2 separate regions of the Homo sapiens genome follow, and region 1 is linked to region 2. A link is a loop called in an ENCODE intact Hi-C map of the cell type or tissue named here. Cell type or tissue: heart left ventricle. All regions are shown on one strand. Each heading gives the region's core, and the rest is flanking DNA. Links, peaks and the distances in the headings are about the cores only. Region 1 has its middle 54 kb from the start of LRRC30. Region 2 overlaps LINC01387 (long intergenic non-protein coding RNA 1387).

Evidence for each region. Peaks named below come from ENCODE experiments on the same cell type or tissue, not always from the same donor. Only the 100,000 strongest peaks of a DNase experiment are listed, where the experiment ranks them.
Region 1: a loop joins it to region 2, with 15 times the contacts of the local background. A loop is called at or near these places in 10 of 110 quality-filtered maps.

Annotation. Positions count from the first base shown.
Region 1 is chr18:7,172,374-7,181,563 of GRCh38, forward strand. No RefSeq gene overlaps it. Among named protein-coding and RNA genes, the nearest start is that of LRRC30, 54 kb to the right of the region's middle. In heart left ventricle, for the core only: a CTCF peak has its summit at 4,959; no DNase peak of the experiment used is centred there.
Region 2 is chr18:6,539,388-6,548,577 of GRCh38, forward strand. All of the region lies in intron 2 of LINC01387 (long intergenic non-protein coding RNA 1387), which reads left to right. Among named protein-coding and RNA genes, the nearest start is that of LINC01387, 33 kb to the left of the region's middle. In heart left ventricle, for the core only: CTCF peaks have their summits at 4,133 (motif pointing right) and 4,334; no DNase peak of the experiment used is centred there.

The sequences.
Region 1 (9,190 bases), core at 3,935-6,434, 630 kb after region 2:
TGCTGTGCTTTTGGGAACCAAAGTACAGGATGATCAAGTGCCTATGGCAAACGCTTCTTGAGCAGAGGGGCCACGGAGGCAGAATGCGTCTCCCCACTAGATGCAGACTTCAGCCTCATTAATACCGGGTACCTGCCGGATATATGAGCTTCCCGAATCTCAGCTCTGAAATAAAACATGACTTGTAAAAGAGGAGGCCAGCCTGTGAGCTGTAGTTTGCTGATAAGATCTTTAGAAAGACTGCATGAAGATATTATCCAGCTTGATTACAAAGTTTTTTGGTGGCCCCTTAAGTTTTGTGCCAAGTGGAGCTCCTCAGCGCCTCACTAACCTGGCCCTGAGGGGTGGAGCCACGACTGGGACGCAGACAGCCTGGCCCGCTAGTCCAACAGACCCCAAAGCCCCCGACAAAGTAGTTCCTGTGGTTTACTTGGGAGACCTTGGGAGGTGAGTCAAGCATTCCTTCATCTGCCTGTGCCGGCCAACGTGAATACACCTCTATACACAGCAGGCACTGTGTCATCGTTAAGATGTGCAAACAGATGGCGCAGCATTAGGTACCTTACCTCCGTCTGCACAGCTAGCTAGCCTGGGTCTGACCCTAGGACTCTGTTGCCAAAGCCAAACTATGGTAAACATATGTGGTGTCTTCAGCTGAAACTAGACAAACATAGGCCTAGAATAACGGTTTTACCCTGAAAAGAAACCAAACATACACAGAAAGGGTAAATAGAGGCACAGGCAGGGAGGGGAGAAACAGAAGAGGCGTGGGAGGGGAGCAACTGGCAGAGGAATGGAGACGGGGTGGGGAAGGGGAGGTAAGAGAGATGGGGGAGTGAATGGGAGGCCCCTTAGGGATGCCGTTCATAGCAGAGGGCTCCAGAATTGAGCGTTGTGATTTTGCATGCGCTCTCCATGACAGCCCTGTGAAGCACACGGAAGAGACTGCAGGCGGGCAGCGGTGAGGCTGGACGTGCGGCAACCTGCTTGCCCAAGGATATGCCCGGAGGTGAGCCAGGGTCTCTCAGGCCACGCCTGCGGCACATCTGATTTCTCCATGAATGCTGAAGTCCTTTGAGGGCTGAGAATAGATTCTGATAAGATTAACAGCAAGAACTTGCTATCTTCCGGGCCTTGAGGTGAGGCAACTATCCCCAAATCTCACACGCCATAAGCGACAGAGCCCTGGAGAGCCCAGGCAGACCAGCTCTGCTTGGCCACGCTGCCTCATCTGCCTCTGGACCACGGCTTTCTTGTACCAGATTGAGAACCGGGACTGTCTACACCACACAGCTCACTGTCTACAGGAACGTGACTTCACTGGCGTGTTTGTCCTCGTCAACATGAGTTTACTATTCCAGAAAACTCTTGCCACAGAGCTGTAGATAACTTTATCTTTTCAGCGTCTTCTGGAAAGACCCATCAGCTTTTCAATACAAAACATCAAACCCTCTCAAGTCTCTTTTAACCCTGCCTCAGAATCACCGGTTTGCTGTGTCATCCCGCAATCCTCACCTATTACAACATGGTCCTCACCCAAGCCTAATCAAGGCCCCATTCAATGGGAAAACCCACCTGGAATCAGACTTCAGCATCTCAATAAAAATGCCAGCTTTGTCCTCCTGCCTCTGCCTCTTCTTCCTTAGAGTCAGAATCTACAGGGCTTTGTGTGCTTATCAACAGATTGTTTCGGTGACACCTTGGGGAGTTAGCATTTGATAACACAGAAAGAAAAGAGAAAAGGGAGATTAAAAAAAAAGTGGGGGGCCAGGCACAGTGGCTCACGCCTGTAATCCTAGCACTTTGGGAGGCCGAGGCGGGTGGATTGCCTGAGGTCAGGAGTTCCAGACCAGTGCAGCCTACATGGTGAAACCCCGTCTCTACTAAAAATACAAAAAAATTAGCCAGGTGTGGTGGCGTGCACCTGTAGTCCCAGCTACTCGGGAGGCTGAGGCAGGGGAATTGCTTGAACCAGGGAGGTGGAGGTTGCAGTGAGCCGAGATCACGCCACTGCAATCCAGCCTGGGAGACAGAGTGAGACTGTGTCAAAAAAAAAAGAAAAAAAAAAAAAGAAGAAGAAGAAGGACCGTGGGGACATTTCACAAGGGACAAGTGATTATGCCATCTCCCAGCAGTGAAATTCCACCATTTGGGCATGGTGCCCAGATGACACCTGGGACTTTTTTGCAGTTTAGCAGAAGTGGCGGCTGGCCCTGGAATCCAGGGCTGCATGTGCCACCCTTGGGCTCCTTGCATGGGAAGTTGCCGATTCCGAGGAAAGCTACAGTTTCCCTCCTGTGCCCCGAAGGGAATGTTGCATCTGCTGCAATTTGCCTTTGACAGGAAAACACTCCCTCCTTCAGCACCCCACACCCACACCCTCTCCCTTGTCTTCCAACGGTGCCTGGACAAGGAAGCCTGGGCTCTGCAGCTGGGACTTGTGCTGCTCTCGGTGTCCTTGGCTTCTAAGCCACAGTGACTGTCACCCTGGTCATTGATCACTGCTGCCATCTGCTGCCACCACCCTCTTAGGTCAGCTGGCCCAGTGTCTCCCTGCTGGCCTGGCCCCACCTCCCTCTCCAAAGAGCAGAAGCCAACTGTGACTCCATGCGCTCCCCAGCCGGGGCAGTTGCTCTGCTGTGTCGGCCTACGGGGCCCAGGTTTTTCCCTCATAGCAACCACTGTCCCCCTCAGCTCATCCTCCCGCATGTGAATGGCCTTCTGGACCCTCCATGTGGCCCACGCCAGGATTAGGGACCCGCCGGGCATCCCAGGAGCTGAGGGAGAAGTGGGCAGCTGAAGATGTGTCCTTCCATGCCCAGCGATGCTACGGATTGCACACTAACAGGAACCTCATGTTGGATCAAGAATGCTAAGAGGTTTTCTCCCCAGAATCCCAATGGGAAGCAGGACAAGGGAGCTTCTGCCCTCAGCGCCCATCAGCCTGTTCATAGTCAGGCCACAACCCGGTGGCCAGGAGGGACAGTCAGGCCTGTCTCAGTCTGCTGCAGGTGTCATAGCAAAGAATCATGGGCTAGGAGGCTGAAGCGACAGAAACTTATTTCCTCTCAGTTCTGGAGGCTAAAGTCCAAGACCAAGGTGTTGGCAGGGTTGGGTTCTGGTGAGGTCTCTCCTTGGCTTGGATGGCTGTCTTCTCCCTGTGTCCTCAATGGTCTTCCCTCTGTGTGGGTCTCTATGTCCAAATTTCCTCTTCTTATGACATCAGTCAGATTGGATCAGGGCCCACCCTAATGACTTCATTTTACCTCGATCCCCTCTTGAAAGAGCCCTCTGCAAACACAGCCATATTCTGAGGCACTGGGGTTTGGACTGCAGCAGATGAGTTGGGGAACACGGTTCAGCCCTTAACAGACCTCTTCTCTACCGTCTCCCCCGTGCTCCAGCCTGTTCCCTGCACGAGCCAGTAGCTCCCATTGTCCCTCCTTTCTCTTTCTAGATGGAAGTTTTCTTAACATTTCTCTTTTTCTTTTTTCTTTTCTTTGAGCTAACATCTCATTCCGTCACCCAGGCTGGAGTGCAATGGTGCCATCATGGCTCACTGCAGCCTCAACCTCCCAGGCTCAAGCAATCCTCCCGCCTCAGCCTCCCGAGTAGCTGGGACTACAGGCTTGTGCCAGGTTCCTTTTTGTACTTTTGGTAGAGAAGGGGTTTCACCATGTTGCCCAGGCTGGTCTCAAATGCCTAGGCTCAAGCCATCCGCCTGCCTTGGTCTTCCAAAATGCTGGGATTACAGGTGTGAACCACCATGCCCGGCCACATTTCTCTTTCTTTCTTTTTCTTTCTTTTTTTTTTTTTTTTTGAGACAGAGTTTTGCTCTTGTTGCCCAGGCTGGAGTGCAATGGCGTGATCTCGGCTCACCGCAATCTCCACCTCCTGGGTTCAAGCGATTCTCCTGCCTCAGCCTCCCCAATAGCTGGGATTACAGGTATGTGCCACCACACCCAGCTAATTTTGTATTTTTAGTAGAGACTGGGTTTCTCCATGTTGGTCAGGCTGGTCTTGAATTCCCAACCTCAGGTGATCCGCCTGCCTCAGCATCCCAAAGTGCTGGAATTACAGGCGTGAGCCACCGCGCCCGGCCCACATTTCTCGTTCTGATCTACCTTCCCCACTTCCAAAATGGTCTAGTGACTGCTATGGGACGTGACTTCCAGCGGAAAGAAGTGAGAAATCCATTAGTTAAACGTTTTCGACAAATCATCCTCCTTACCTTCAAGTGAGACTGAGGATACCCACAGATAGGCCTGGAAACTGAGTTGAGGAAAAAGGAGGTTGATAAAAAATGGAGCGTGCAGGAGCAAACACGGGGACCCCGAGAGCAGATGTGCTCCAAGAAGATTCTAGAATTGGGGGAAGACATCCAAATGCTGCTGAGATTCTGCAGTTACAAAACGGGTTTATCTAGCCAACAAAAATTCATCTGTCAGTATTCATATAACCTTCCTTACACCCCCTGGCTGGTGAGGGCTGGGTATAACCAGGATTTTTTGAATTGGATTGAAAAAGAGAAAAAAGTAAAAAGTAGGCCTTGTTGATTGACAACATTTTCATGGCCGTTTATTCTTTAATAAGCAGTTTTGGGGCCATTCATCATGTAACTCTTAACCTACTCTCCCTTTCAACTTTAATGAAATGTGTTCCTTGTATGGAATTTTCATAATTTTACTTTCTCTGTTAGAGAAGTTGTTAGGATTTGATGATGAGCTGTAAGCCAGCTGAATATTCTTCAGAAGTTTTCAAGGTATCTGATTGAGTTTATCAGCTTTTTTTTCCTAGCTGCTTTGCTGTCTCTCTGAATAAGCGCTTACAGAGTTCTTTCATAATTGTGCCAAGTATGAAATGATAATGAACCACTCCTAATCAGAAAGTAGCTTCACAGACCAGGCAGAGGCCAGCACTGGTTTACTGAGTAATGAAGGACCAACAGCTCCCCTTAGCGACATAATGGGGGTAGTACCTGCTCACACTAGCTAACAGGAACCCTGTGAAGGGAGCACAAATTCAGATTTAAACCTCATTTTATTGCAGATTTTTACAGGCAGAATAAAAAACTGTAGGTGAAAATATTAATTATCAATTAGGAAGAAGTTACATAACATATTGGTTATTCTTTTTGTAACTGAAAGACTTTATACTATCATGCATACATTTAAATAATGAAATCTGAATAAACACAGATAAAAGTGAATCTAATTATCTTAAAACACTCACTCAACATCAAAATATAATCTCCAGGGTTTATTAAAAGAATAGCTTATTTTGCTAGACTACTGGTAAGAACAAAATATTATTGTGTCCGGAATTGGTGGGTTCTTGATCTCACTGACTTCAAGAATGAAGCTGCGGACCCTCGCGGTGAGTGTTACAGCTCTTAAGGTGGCGCGTCTGGAGTTTGTTCCTTCTGATGTTCGGAGTTTCTTCCTTCTGGTGGGTTTGTGGTCTCGCTGGCTCAGGAGTGAAGCTGCAGACCTTGGTAGTGAGTGTTACAGCTCTTAAGGCGGCGCATCTGGAGTTGTTCGTTCTTCCCGGTGGGCTCTGGGCTCGTGGTCTCGCTGGCTTCAGGAGTGAAGCTGCAGACCTTTGTGGTGAGTGTTACAGCTCATAAAGGCAGTGTGGACCCAAAGAGTGAGCAGTAGCAAGATTTATTGCAAAGAGTGAAAGAACAAAGCTTCCACAGTGTGGAAGAGGACCCGAGTGGGTTGCCACTGTTGGCTCGGGCAGCCTGCTTTTATTCTCTTATCTGGCCCCACCCACATCCTGCTGATTGGTAGAGCCCAGTGGTCTGTTTTGACAGGGTGCTGATTGGTGCATTTACAATCCCTGAGCTAGATACAAAGGTTCTCCACCTCCCCATCAGATTAGTTAGATACAGAGTATCCACACGAAGGTTCTCCAAGGCCCCACCAGAGCAGCTAGATACAGAGTGTCAATTGGTGCACTCACAAACCTTGAGCTAAACACAGGGTGCTGATTGGTGTGTTTACAAACCTTGAGCTAGATACAGAGTGCCGATTGGTGTATTTACAATCCCTGAGCTAGACATAAAGGTTCTCCAAGGGCCCACCAGAGCAGCTAGATACAGAGTGTCGATTGGTGCACTCACAAACCCTGAGCTAGACATGGGGTGCTGATTGGTGTGTTTACAATCCCTGAGCTAGACATAAAGACTCTCCACGTCCCCACCAGACTCAGGAGCCCAGCTGACTTCAACCAGTGGATCCCCCACCGGGGCCACAGGTGGAGCTGCCTGCCAGTCCTGTGCCATGCACTCGCACTCCTCAGCCCTTGGGCAGTCGATGGGACTGGGCACCGTGGAGCAGGGGGAGGCGCTCGTCGGGGAGGCTCGGGCCGCACAGGAGCCCATGGAGTGGGTGGGAGGCTCAGGCATGGCGGGCTGCAGGTCCGAGCCCTGCCCCGCGGGAAGGCAGCTAAGGCCCAGTGAGAAATCAAGCGCAGTGCCAGTGGGCCGGCACTGCTGGGGGACCCAGTGCACCCTCCGCAGCCACTGGCCCGGGTGCTAAGTCCCTCATTGCCCGGGGCCAGCAGGGCCGGCTGGCTGCTCCGAGTGTGGGGCCCGCCAAGCCCACGCCCACCCGGAACTCCAGCTGGCCCGCGAGCGCCGCACGCCGCCCTGGTTCCCCCTCGCGCCTTTCCCGCCACACCTCCCTGCAAGCTGAGGGAGCCGGCTCTGGCCTTGGCCAGCCCAGAAAGGGGCTCCCACAGTGCAACGGTGGGCTGAAGGGTTCCTCAAGTGCCGCCAAAGTGGGAGCCCAGGCAGAGGAGGTGCCGAGAGCAAGCGAAGGCTCTGAGGACTGCCAGCACTCTGTCACCTCTCATTATAACTTAATTTTCATGAGAAATTAATAAATATGGCTCAATAACTGCCATTAATACGTTTGGGGAAAATGATGAAATGCCAAGAAAAGAAAAACGTATCCAATTTTTCTTTTCAAAACTTTCTCTGAGTCTGAACCAGGCTTAGAAGACATTTGTGACATCAATTACTGCCTTTCCTAGTTGCCTCACTCATCTAAATGGAAAATTATTCTGCATAATTCTGAGTTAATATGAGACAAGAGAAAAAATATACCCAGAAGACTTTGAAAGTTAAACTGAAAGAGACCCAAAGGCCAAATTACTCAGAGACACAAGTTGTATGGAGAAATCAAGTCAATAAAGATTTGATGGCCTGGCACAGTGGCTCACGCCTTTAGTCTTAGCACTTCAGGAGGCTGAGGTGGGCGGATCACAAGGTCAAGAGATCGAGACCATCCTGGCCAACATGGTGAAACCCTGTCTCTACTAAAAATGCAAAAATTAGCTGGGCGTGGTGGCGCATGCCTGTGGTCCCAGCTACTCGAGAGGCTGAGGCAGGAGAATCACTTTAACCCGGGAGGCAGAGGTTGCAGTGAGCTGAGATCGCACCACTGTATTCCAGCCTGGTGACAGAGTGAGACTTTGTCTAAAAAAAAAGATTGTGGAGAAGGTTTGACAGAGGAGAAATCACGTCTTCAGACTCTACCAGTACTGAATATGAACGTGTGCTAATGTTATTCATCCACAGTCTAACTGCATTCACTTACCATATTAGATGCAAGCTACCACCAAAGCAAACTGAGAAATGTAAGCCATCGAGAGTTGGTTAACATTCAATATTAACCTACCATTTTTCGCATCCGACAAAATGATCAAAGAGAAGATCAAGCATTGAACCAGAAACTGAAACATTCACAGTTGTTTGAATTTGCAGGCAGAAATACAAATCCAATAATTCAGGGTTAGCTACAGAGTTTCTGATACAAACATGTAGAAAATGAGTTTCAAGGCAATTAGTTTTCATTAGCAGAATCTGATGGATGAAAAACAAATTAAGTCTTAACGTGTGTAATTTCTGGAATAGGATCCAAATTTGGAGTCCTGGCTACCTCCAGCAGTGATTATTTGGGACTGTCTATCCTGCCCAAGCCTTTTAAATGCACCTGTGCTGGCCACAGAAATATGTGGCCATGTGAGACACTCGCCATCTCCGGCTGGAGAGTTAATTAATCCCATCTCCCACTTAACCCTCTGTGCCTCATGGAAGACCTTAGTTCCTTTATTCTGTTCTTTTTCCCTCCCTACATATGTTTTTAAAAACTTACCTGTGATGGGCCGGGCACGGTGGCTCACACCTGTAATCCCAGCAATTTGGGAGGCTGAGGCAGGCGGATTATGAGGCCAGGAGATCAAGACCATCCTGGCTAACATGGTGAAACCCTGTTTCTACTAAAAATTCAAAAAAATCAGCCAGGCATGGTGGCAGGCGCCTCTAGTCCCAGGTACTTGGGAGGCTGAGGCAGGAGAATGGCATGAACCTGGGAGGAGGAGCTTGCAGTGAGCCGAGATAGCGCCACTGCACTCCAGCCTGGGCGACAGAGTGAGACTCCATCTCAAAAAAAACAAAAACAAAAACAAACAAAAAAACAGAAACTCACTCAAAACCGCAGAACTACATGGAAACTGAACAACCTGCTCCTGAATGACTACTGGGTAAATAACGAAATGAAGGCAGAAATAAAGATGTTCTTTGAAACCAATGAGAACAAAGACACAACATACCAGTATCTCTGGGACACATTTAAAGCAGTGTGTAGAGGGAAATTTATAGCACTAAATGCCCACAAGAAAAAGCAAGAAAGATCTAAAACCGACACCCTAACATCACAACTAAAAGTGCTAGAGAAGCAAGAGCAAACAAATTCAAAAGCTAGCAGAAGGCAAGAAATAACTTAAGATCAGAGCAGAACTGAAGGAGATAGAGACACAAAAAAAAACCCTTCAAAAAATCAATGAATCCAGGAGCTGGTTTTTTGAAAAGATCAACAAAATAGATGACCGCTAGCAAGACTAATAAAGAAGAAAAGAGAGAAGAATCAAATAGATGCAATAAAAAATGACAAAGGGGATATCACCACCAATCCCACAGAAATACAAACTACCATCAGAGCATACTATAAACACCTCTATGCAAATAAACTAGAAAATCAGAAGACATGGATAAATTCCTGGACACATACACCTCCCTAAGACTAAACCAGGAAGAAGTTGAATCTCCGAATAGACCAATAACAGGCTCTGAAATTGAGGCAATACTTAATAGCCTACCAACCAAAAAAAGTCCAGAACCAGA
Region 2 (9,190 bases), core at 3,127-5,626:
TGATAGCACAGGGCCTTTGGCCATTTCAAGGAAGTTGGCTCTTACTGAGCAGGAAGGGAAATATTGGACGATTTGGGGCAACAGCTTGACATGACCTGTCTTAACATTGAAACCAAGTCACTCTAACTGGCGGTGTCTTTTTTTGTGGCTTTTTTGTTTTAGTTTCTGGGACAGATTCTCCTTCTGTTGCCCAGGCTGGAGTGCAGTGGTGCCATCATAGTTCACTGCAGCCTCCATCTCCCAGACTCAAGCAATCCTCCCACCTCAGCCTCCCGAGTAGCTGAGACCACAGGTGGTGCCACCACACCTGGCTAATTTTTTTTATTTTTTATTTTTTGCAGAGACTGGGTCTCGCAACGTTGCCCAAGCTGGTCTTGAACTCTGACCTCAAGTGATCCTCCTGCCTTGGCCTTCCAAAGTGTTGGGATTAGAGGTGTGAGTCACCACTCCTGGCCCTAACTGGTGTTTTGAAAACAGATCAAAGGACAACAACTGAGGAAGCGGGTGACCAGTTGGAAGGCTATTGCAACGAGCCAGGTGACTGTGACACAGGTGGTAAATGGCCGGATTCAGGATCGATTTTAAAGGCAGAGCTGATGAGTTTCGAGAGAAAGAAAGGAATGAAGGATGATTCCAAAGCTTTCCACCTGAGCAGTTAGAAGAATGAAGTTGTCATTTGTTAACAATGGGCAGGACTGTGACAAAAGCAGATTGGTCTGTTCTGATTGTGTAAGATTTGAGGTGATGCGGAGGGCAGGGTTGAATATGAGCTGAGGAGAGACTTGTGGGCTGGAGATACAAAATGGGACTTCCTACACATGTGGAGAGAGAGAGAGTGTGTGTGTGTGTGTGTGTGAGAGAGAGAGAGTGTGTGTGTGTGTGTGTGAGAGAGAGAGAGAGAGTGCTTTTCTCCAAGGCTGGAGAGGGTGGACAAAAGAAGGAAAGAAAAGCTAAGCAGAACACTAAGGCTTAGTTTCTGCCATTTCTCTAAAACGTTCACAAAAGTTGGTAAAAGTTCTTAACATTTTACAACATTACCTCGACCCTCACATTCTCCACGTGACAAGTACTCCGCTGTTCATGTGCTTTCCTAGGTTTCCAATAAACCAGTGAACTCTTAGGAATGTCTCAGACATTGCTGATTTCATCATTTTAAAAGATTTTCAAATACTGTTGGTGTGTGGAACTCCGTGGAAGCCAAAACCTGATTTTGTTTTTTTATTGATTTTTATCTCACCATTTCCTGTACACACTGTAGGTTGGGAGTTTATTTTTTATGACTTTTTCTTTGCACAGTTGGTGAGTGCTGGCATTTAAAAAATATTTTTAATAAAAAACAATTGAGGAAGTTGCACTGAATCCTGAATAGGTTTATGCCCTAGTTCTTTAGAACTTTTGCCATTTTCTGAGAGCTCAATGCTAAATTGATTACTGACTGCCTCCCAAAGAAACCCCAGTCAAGCAATTGGTATGTGAAGGGAAATTTTCCAAAGGACACACCTAACATTTGTCGCATTAGACTTTCCACTGTCTCCTTAAAACAAGCTAGATCACCTGAAAATTATGCAGGTATCTATTTGCCTCCTGTATGTGTCGTGAGTAAATACATCACGAAGCTTTAAATCTCATCCAAAGCCTTGCTTTTTAAAGGGCTCAGATGCAGTTTATACAAATCTTCGGAACTGTGGAAATGATTTGGATAATTTTATTACTTTAATTTTTCCAAACAGACAAAGGGCAGCATTGTGTGCTGGCCTTCGCTACATGAGAACTTCCTGTTTCTCTAATGAGGGTTTAGATGTTTCAGGAGTAAGTCAGGATGTAGTCGGTCTTAGCGAAGAGTGGAGCAATTGTATACTTGGAGGTGTCCCTTGTCTGACACAGGCTGCTACGAACGGCTGCCTTCCCATCTGTTCCCAGCCTCACACACTGCCTGGAGTGGTGGTTCCAGAGCCCCCTACAGGGGAGCACTTTCCTGTTGCAAATTACACACTGCCTGGAGTGGTGGTTCCAGAGCCCCCTACAGGGGAGCACTTTCCTGTTGCAAATTACACACTGCCTGGAGTGGTGGTTCCAGAGCCCCCTACAGGGGAGCACTTTCCTGTTGCAAATTACACACTGCCTGGAGTGGTGGTTCCAGAGCCCCCTACAGGGGAGCACTTTCCTGTTGCAAATTACACACTGCCTGGAGTGGTGGTTCCAGAGCCCCCTACAGGGGAGCACTTTCCTGTTGCAAATTATCGGGGTTTTCTGCTCTGTACTGAGACTTGCCCTTTGTTGCCTTTGTTCTTTTGGGGCCATCATACACCCAGAGGCAAAAATAAGGAAAGACATTACTCCTGCATTTTTACCTACGTTTGGATGGAATGAAATCTGTGAATGCAATCCCATAAATACATGTTTGAACCAAAGCAAGACACTATCACCACAAGAGGCATGAGGGAAGCATGCCAAGGGGAAAAAAAAGCAGAGAAAAGGGCATCCGCTATTACGAAGTTGTGATAAGCATTGTGAAGTTTCAAAAAAGAAAATAATTTAGGAGCTCTAATTAAAACAAAAAAAAGAAAAAGAAAAAAAAAGCTGGATTCAGTGGCTCACGCCCATAATCTCAGCACTTTGGGAGGCAGAGGTGGGCGGATCACTTAAGATCAGGAGTTAGAGGAAGCCGGGCCGAATGGTGAAACCTCGTCTCTACTAAAAATATAAAAATTAGCCAGGCATGGTGGCAGGTGCCTGTAATCCCAGCTACTCAGGAGGCTGAGGCAGGAGAATCGCTTGCACCCAGGAGGCAGAGGTTGCTGTGAGCCGAAGTCACGCCACTGCACTCCAGCCTGAGAGATAGAGTGAGACTCCAACTCAAAAGAAAAAAAAAAAACAAACCCAAACCTTAGGCTCCCCTGGCTGGTGGCGGCCCCTCATCACATTCTTATAATTAAGGCAAATAACTGGCTTCATTATTTTTTCTAAGTCACATAGTGCTAAAATAAAGTAATTTTTTAAGGATCTGCTTCAATTGAGTATTTTAGTATTCCATCCTCACAAGACTCGCTGTTTAAATTGTAGGCAGTGTGTAATAGAAGACTCACAGGATCCTGACATTCACGTGTTATTCACATGCTATTCCTCCCGATAGGATTGGGCTGCAAGTACAAGGCTATGCATTGCTCACCAAAACATTTTTAATCTCAAAGCAACTTTGACGTTCTTACTGGCCCCTTAATAGGTACTAAAGGTTGATCCCAATTTATCTGAGAGGATGTTTTGGTGTTAAGAAGCTCCCAGTCTGACATCTGAAACCAGCAAGCTGGGGAGCGTCTTTAGGATTTTAGTCCTGTTTTATTACAATCTCCAAACATACTGGACAGACTTCCTTGCACTGCAGTCTGCGTGTCACCTGAACTGTAATGTTGCCAATCTTTCTCCTCTAGGTTCTAAGCAACTGGGCCAAGAAACTGCTGAGTCTATATTTGAATCTTTTTTGGGACTTTCCAGAAGCTCAATAAATATTATTAAACTGAAATACACTAAATAAGTACTTACAATGCCAAAAACCTTTTCTATTGATGTGCATATTTTGATTTCTTTTGTCAGAACTTCAAATTTATAAATCATATTATTGTTACCAAAGATGAATGAGAGTTTATCTGTCTTGGAGAGGAACATATGTAAATGAGGATATGAATGACTACTTTTAATTTCATGAAAAAAACGTACATTGCAACCAACAATTTGCATTGTAAATATTATAATTAGAGCAGAGACAATCCCTGGCAATCTTTGAAGAAAGGCTGGTGAAATCTTTTCAGAGAAAGCTTTTATTTTCCTAAGCAGCCTACATAGAGATTTAATCTGATTATTTAGTTAAGTTCGTAAAGATGAGCTTTTACAAAGCCTTAGCAAAGCCCATTCATCTTGCTAGTCCCTTACCTGAAGAATAGAAAAATAAAATGTACTTTATTTTATAAATGTTTACTTAGATTAGATTCCTTTTTCCTGCACATCTTGGTTTTATTTATTTTATTTATTTATTTTTTTACGACCTCTAAGGACCAAATCTCCAGCCTGTTAGAAATGATGCTATGTCACCTAACATTTTACGTAAAATTGCTATTGAAATAACCACTAGATGGCAGTGAATTGGCATAAAAATGAAGGTCTGGCAAGAAGATGCCCACTAGTAATTCAAAGGGGCAACAAAACAGTCTGTTCATAGATGCTCAACACCTTTCTTCCCCTCAGCATCCACGTAGCACTGAAGATTACTAGAAACCGTTGCTCACCATCGAGGCGGTGGCTTGACAGGGTCAGTGGATAGGACAATGACGAGCAGGGTGCAGCTACCAAGCCCTATATAGAGTGAAATGAACTTGAGCTTTGGAATCAAGCAGCCTGAGTTTGGGTCTTTGCTCCCTCACTAGCTAGGTATGGGATCTTGGATGAATTGCTTAACTTTGCCAGGCCTCAGTTTCCCTATCATTAATGCAGCAATAGTAATAATACCTCCTTCGTGGGTCAGAATGGAATGAGATGCTGTGCGTAGAGCACCTTGGAATGAGATGCTGTGTGTAGAGCACCTTGCATATAAAAGGTGCTTCAAATGACTGCTAGTACAGAATTTTCCAGGTCATCCAGAATTTTTCAAATTTTCAAATAATAAAATAAAACCTAAATCATATACTTGGGCTGAGTGAGTGTGGGGCAGCACTCTATAATAAAACACATTTATATTTCTGTAGCAAAATATATTCATACTAAATGGAATACATAATATATCCAAATATCAGTTCAGGTCAAATGTCACCAAATGAGTTAGAAAAATTCTTGGTGTTTAGAATTTTGGAGATTTGGGGATTGTAGGTAAGGGATTGTGGGTTGGAACTATCTGTTTATAAACCATGTCTTCATGGCCCTATATGCATGGCCCTATATGCATGGCCCTATATGCATGGCCCTATATGCATGGTCCTATATGCATGGCCCTATATGCATGGCCCTATATGCATGGTCCTATATGCCTATGAGCATGAATGCCCCAAGTAGGGGTGGGGAGAACATTGAGCTGCCCCTTTTATTTCCACATCGTTCTCATCATCCTGGGTAAACTGCTATGCTGACTACTCCCTCTAGACGATTTTGATTTTGGAATTTGTGTCTGACAAAATGACTGCATAAAAAGCAGGGGAAAATAGGTAATTTTCTGTACCCAAGCATAACTCTTGATGAAGAAAAAGGCTTATATCAGAGCAGGCAGGATGAGCTCAAATTTAGAATAATAGTGTTTACCAAGTAAAATCATAGTTAAAATTTTTCTCCCAGGCAAGTTTTATCTTAAAAGCATTGATAGAGGCACAATGTTCTAGGAAAGACAACACCAAAAAGATGTTGAAACCTTGTTTTGGGGAACTTGTTTGTTCCAAGTATGTCACCTTCAAATTTCTTCTTAAAATATCTTTAGCAAAGTGTTTTCAATCATTTTATTTGTGATTGTGCAGCCTCTCCTCCTAGACTGTCAACCCTCAGGGACAGAAATCAAACTTTCTCCTGTTTTTCTTTCTTTGTAATCTTCGTGAAGCTGATGACTTGCATAGCAAGTTCTGTGTTTAAAGATGTTAGAAATATGCAGGCTTTCTTAGCTCTAAATAAGAAAGATTCTTCAATGGTAGTCCAGGTATTCTCAGGGAATAGGTTAGACACATTTGGGAGTTGCATGAACCCTTTCAGAAAACAAATACATTGGATATTACCCAAGAAATGAAATTAATCTTAATGGTTTGAAAGAGCTGGAGGCAGGGATTATACAATGAACAAATCTTTCTTTATATAATCTGGTGGAGGATTTCTTAGCATTTTGTGCACATAAGGTCTAAAATAAAAACCCATCCTAAAAAGTAATTGCATAAACTAAGAGCAACTTTAGCTGTATTTCATCAAAATTAGTAGCATGGGGGAACCATGCCCACAGTGCTCTGTAAAAAGCTGCCTATGTTTTTTCTGAATGGGAAAAATAGGGTCATGTTGGCATAGTGGCTGGCAAGAGCAGATGATCAGTCAATGAAGGTCAATCAATTGATCAATCAGTCAGTCAATTGAATGGAACAACAAACTGATCATGGGCTTCCCTTGTGGAAAAATCTCTGATGGTCTCTAAGAGCCTACAGGACAAAGCCCAATTCCACAGCAGGGTGGTACTGGCCCTGAACAGTCACTTCTCAACCTACCTATTTTCAGTCTCATCTCCCTATCTGTAAGCCACTTTGGGATATCCGTTCAATATCCTCAGATTTTCTTGAATTCTGTCTCTCAGTCTTTCCTTTTCCTTGACTATCCTTTCTCCCCACCTCATCCTTCTCTGCCGTTCTCTGCTGGTTAACAGTCTACTCATTCTCAAAGGTCCAATATAAATAAACACTACTCCAAGGAGACTTTCTGTGCTGTCCTAACACTTTCTACATCAGACCACTTTAAGCATTCTGTATTTTTACCACTCTCATTTGTGAACTCTGACGGGTTTCAGGGAAGGATTATTATCTCTTTTATTTATTTTTTATTTTTTGTACGACAGAGTCTGGCCATGTGGCCCAGGCTGGCCTCGAACTCCTGTCCTCAAGCAATCCCCCTGCCTCAACCTCCCAAAATGTTGGGATTACAGGCATGAGCCATCATGCCCAGCCAGAAGGAGTACTTCTTACTTATCTTTGCATCCTAGTACTTTGCATATACGGTAGTTGGAAATTAATGGGCATTTAATGTATTTCCTGTTATTGATGAAAAATTGAGTCAAGCATGGTTGAACTCACTGGCATAAAACCTGTGGCAAACATATAAAGAGAAATAACAAGACTTCTTTATCACTCTGTTCTTCCACTCCTGGAGTCCTAAGTTTATAAATGAGGCAAGTCAGAACAGCTCAAGGTTGCACAGCTAATAAGTAGTAGAATCTTGGCGTTATATCAAGTATCCAAATGCCAACTCAGTGTGCTTTCCATGGTTCTGTCTCTTACAAATGAAAAGGCATAAAGGCCACTTCACGTGGACATGTCATCATCCCCACGTGGTACCACTTAATGGTTTTCCAAGTTACTCTGTGGATAAATGTAAATTGTGGTATCCTCTTCTTTCTTCTTTCTCATAACTGGGTAAGTTAATATCCCAGGGGAATTATTTTGGCATGTGGAAGAACTATTAAAAGAAGTTTCATTTGGCAAACCTCAGTAGCGATGCAGAGGACTGTTTCAGAGGTTTTGCTTTACAAGCTTCATGCACTTCTAATGGCCACTTTTCAAGAGATTGGCTGGCTGACCGGGGCTGGGTGAATCAATGACTCCCTTGTATCTGCAGAAATGCAATAGCTTCTCTTGACTTAGAACACATTTATGTCAGGGGTTCATATTTAAGTTCCATTGTGTTTTCTCTATTAATTTAAAAGGAAACTGTACAAATAAATGTATCTATGTTTTAAAATGTTTGATGGCGCAGATGTAACACAAGATGTCACTTTTTTTTTATCTATTTGAGTGACTAGCTTCATTTTCCAGTGTCAGTTTCACTACAGTGAAGATTGTGTATCTTCTTTAGGCATGTGTAACTTGGTAAAAGTCCAGCTTCATAGCTTGTCATGAATTTTGGCGTATTCAATTCTCTAGTTGCTTTCTGAGGATTTTTCTAAGTGACTTTTTCAAAAAGGCACACAGTTAACATAAACAAAGATTTCACTGTCTTCCTTAGAAGCATAAATTTTGTGCACCGTATGGTTTATCACTTCAAGACTCCCATCCTGAAAATCCATCATATTATCCTATGACTATTCTAGGCTCTGTTATCATTTAGTTAACAATTATTGGTAGTTTATTTTTGGAATGCTTTACGTATAATATTTTGGTTTTGATTAAAAAAATTTCATTATGGTAAATTCCAAATGTGTTCAAAAGTTGAAACAATAAACCAACATGTATTCATCTCCTAGCTTCAAAGATTATCAACTCATGGCCAGTCTTGTTTCCTCTGTACTCTGACACACCACTTGCCTCCTCTCTGAATTATTTGGAAGCAAATTTCAGACATCCCATCACATTATATCATCTGTGAATATCAGAGAAATATGTGTGCATCATATGTGTGCTTATGTATGTTTTAAAAAAAACAAGTACTTCCCTTTTTAACTAAGCACAATACCAATAACTACCCGTCAAAGAGCAATTTCACAATATTGTCAAACAGCTTGTCAGTATTCAGACCTCCCTCATTGTACATACATGTCTTGTATAGTTTGATTGTTCATACATAGCCTCTGATGAATGAGTCATTGAAGTCTCCTTTTATTTACAGGCTCTCACACTCCTCCCCACCTCCACCCCTTCTCTCATAAACTGGGTTGTTTGTCCTGCAGAGTTTCCCACAATGTGGATTTGCTAATTGCATCCCATGGTGTCATTGAACAGATCTGCTCCTTTCTCTCTTGTACTTCCTGTGAAATGGTATTTAATGTCTAAAAGCTTGATTAGATTTCAGTTTGTTTTCTTCCCAAGAATTCTTCATAGATAGTACTGTATACATCCATCTGGAGATAAATAATATCTGGTTGACTCTCTGTATGATGTTAGCTACATTGATAATTATTGCCTGGATTTATTAATCTACTAGAGTTTGCAAAATGATGATATCTTATCATTCCATCATTATTTATCAGGTGGAATAGTTCTACAAAGAGACACTTCTCTCAACAACTATTTGATTATTTGAGATAAAACTGATATTGGAAAGACAGGATAAATTCTTGATTCTTTCCCTTTAATTATTAGTTTTCAAAATAAGCGGGTTCCCTGATGTCTTTAAACACAACCAAACACTTAACATACTTGATATGTTTTAATCCAGTGCATTATAATTATTGATGCTCAAAGTGCCCTATAGTTAGCCCATAAACTTTATTTAATTTATAAACTGAGTCCTTTTGATATGATCCTAGTAATATTCAATAGATTGTTTGATATCTGGTTTGAAAAAATGTTCTGGCCGGGCACAGTGGCTCACGCCTGTAATCCCAACACTTTGGGAGGCTGAGGCGGGCAGATCATGAGGTCAAGAGATCGAGACCATCCTGGCTAATAAGTGAAACCCTGTCTCTACTAAAAATACAAAAAATTAGCCATGCACGGTGGCACATGCCTGTAGTCCCAGCTACTCGGGAGGC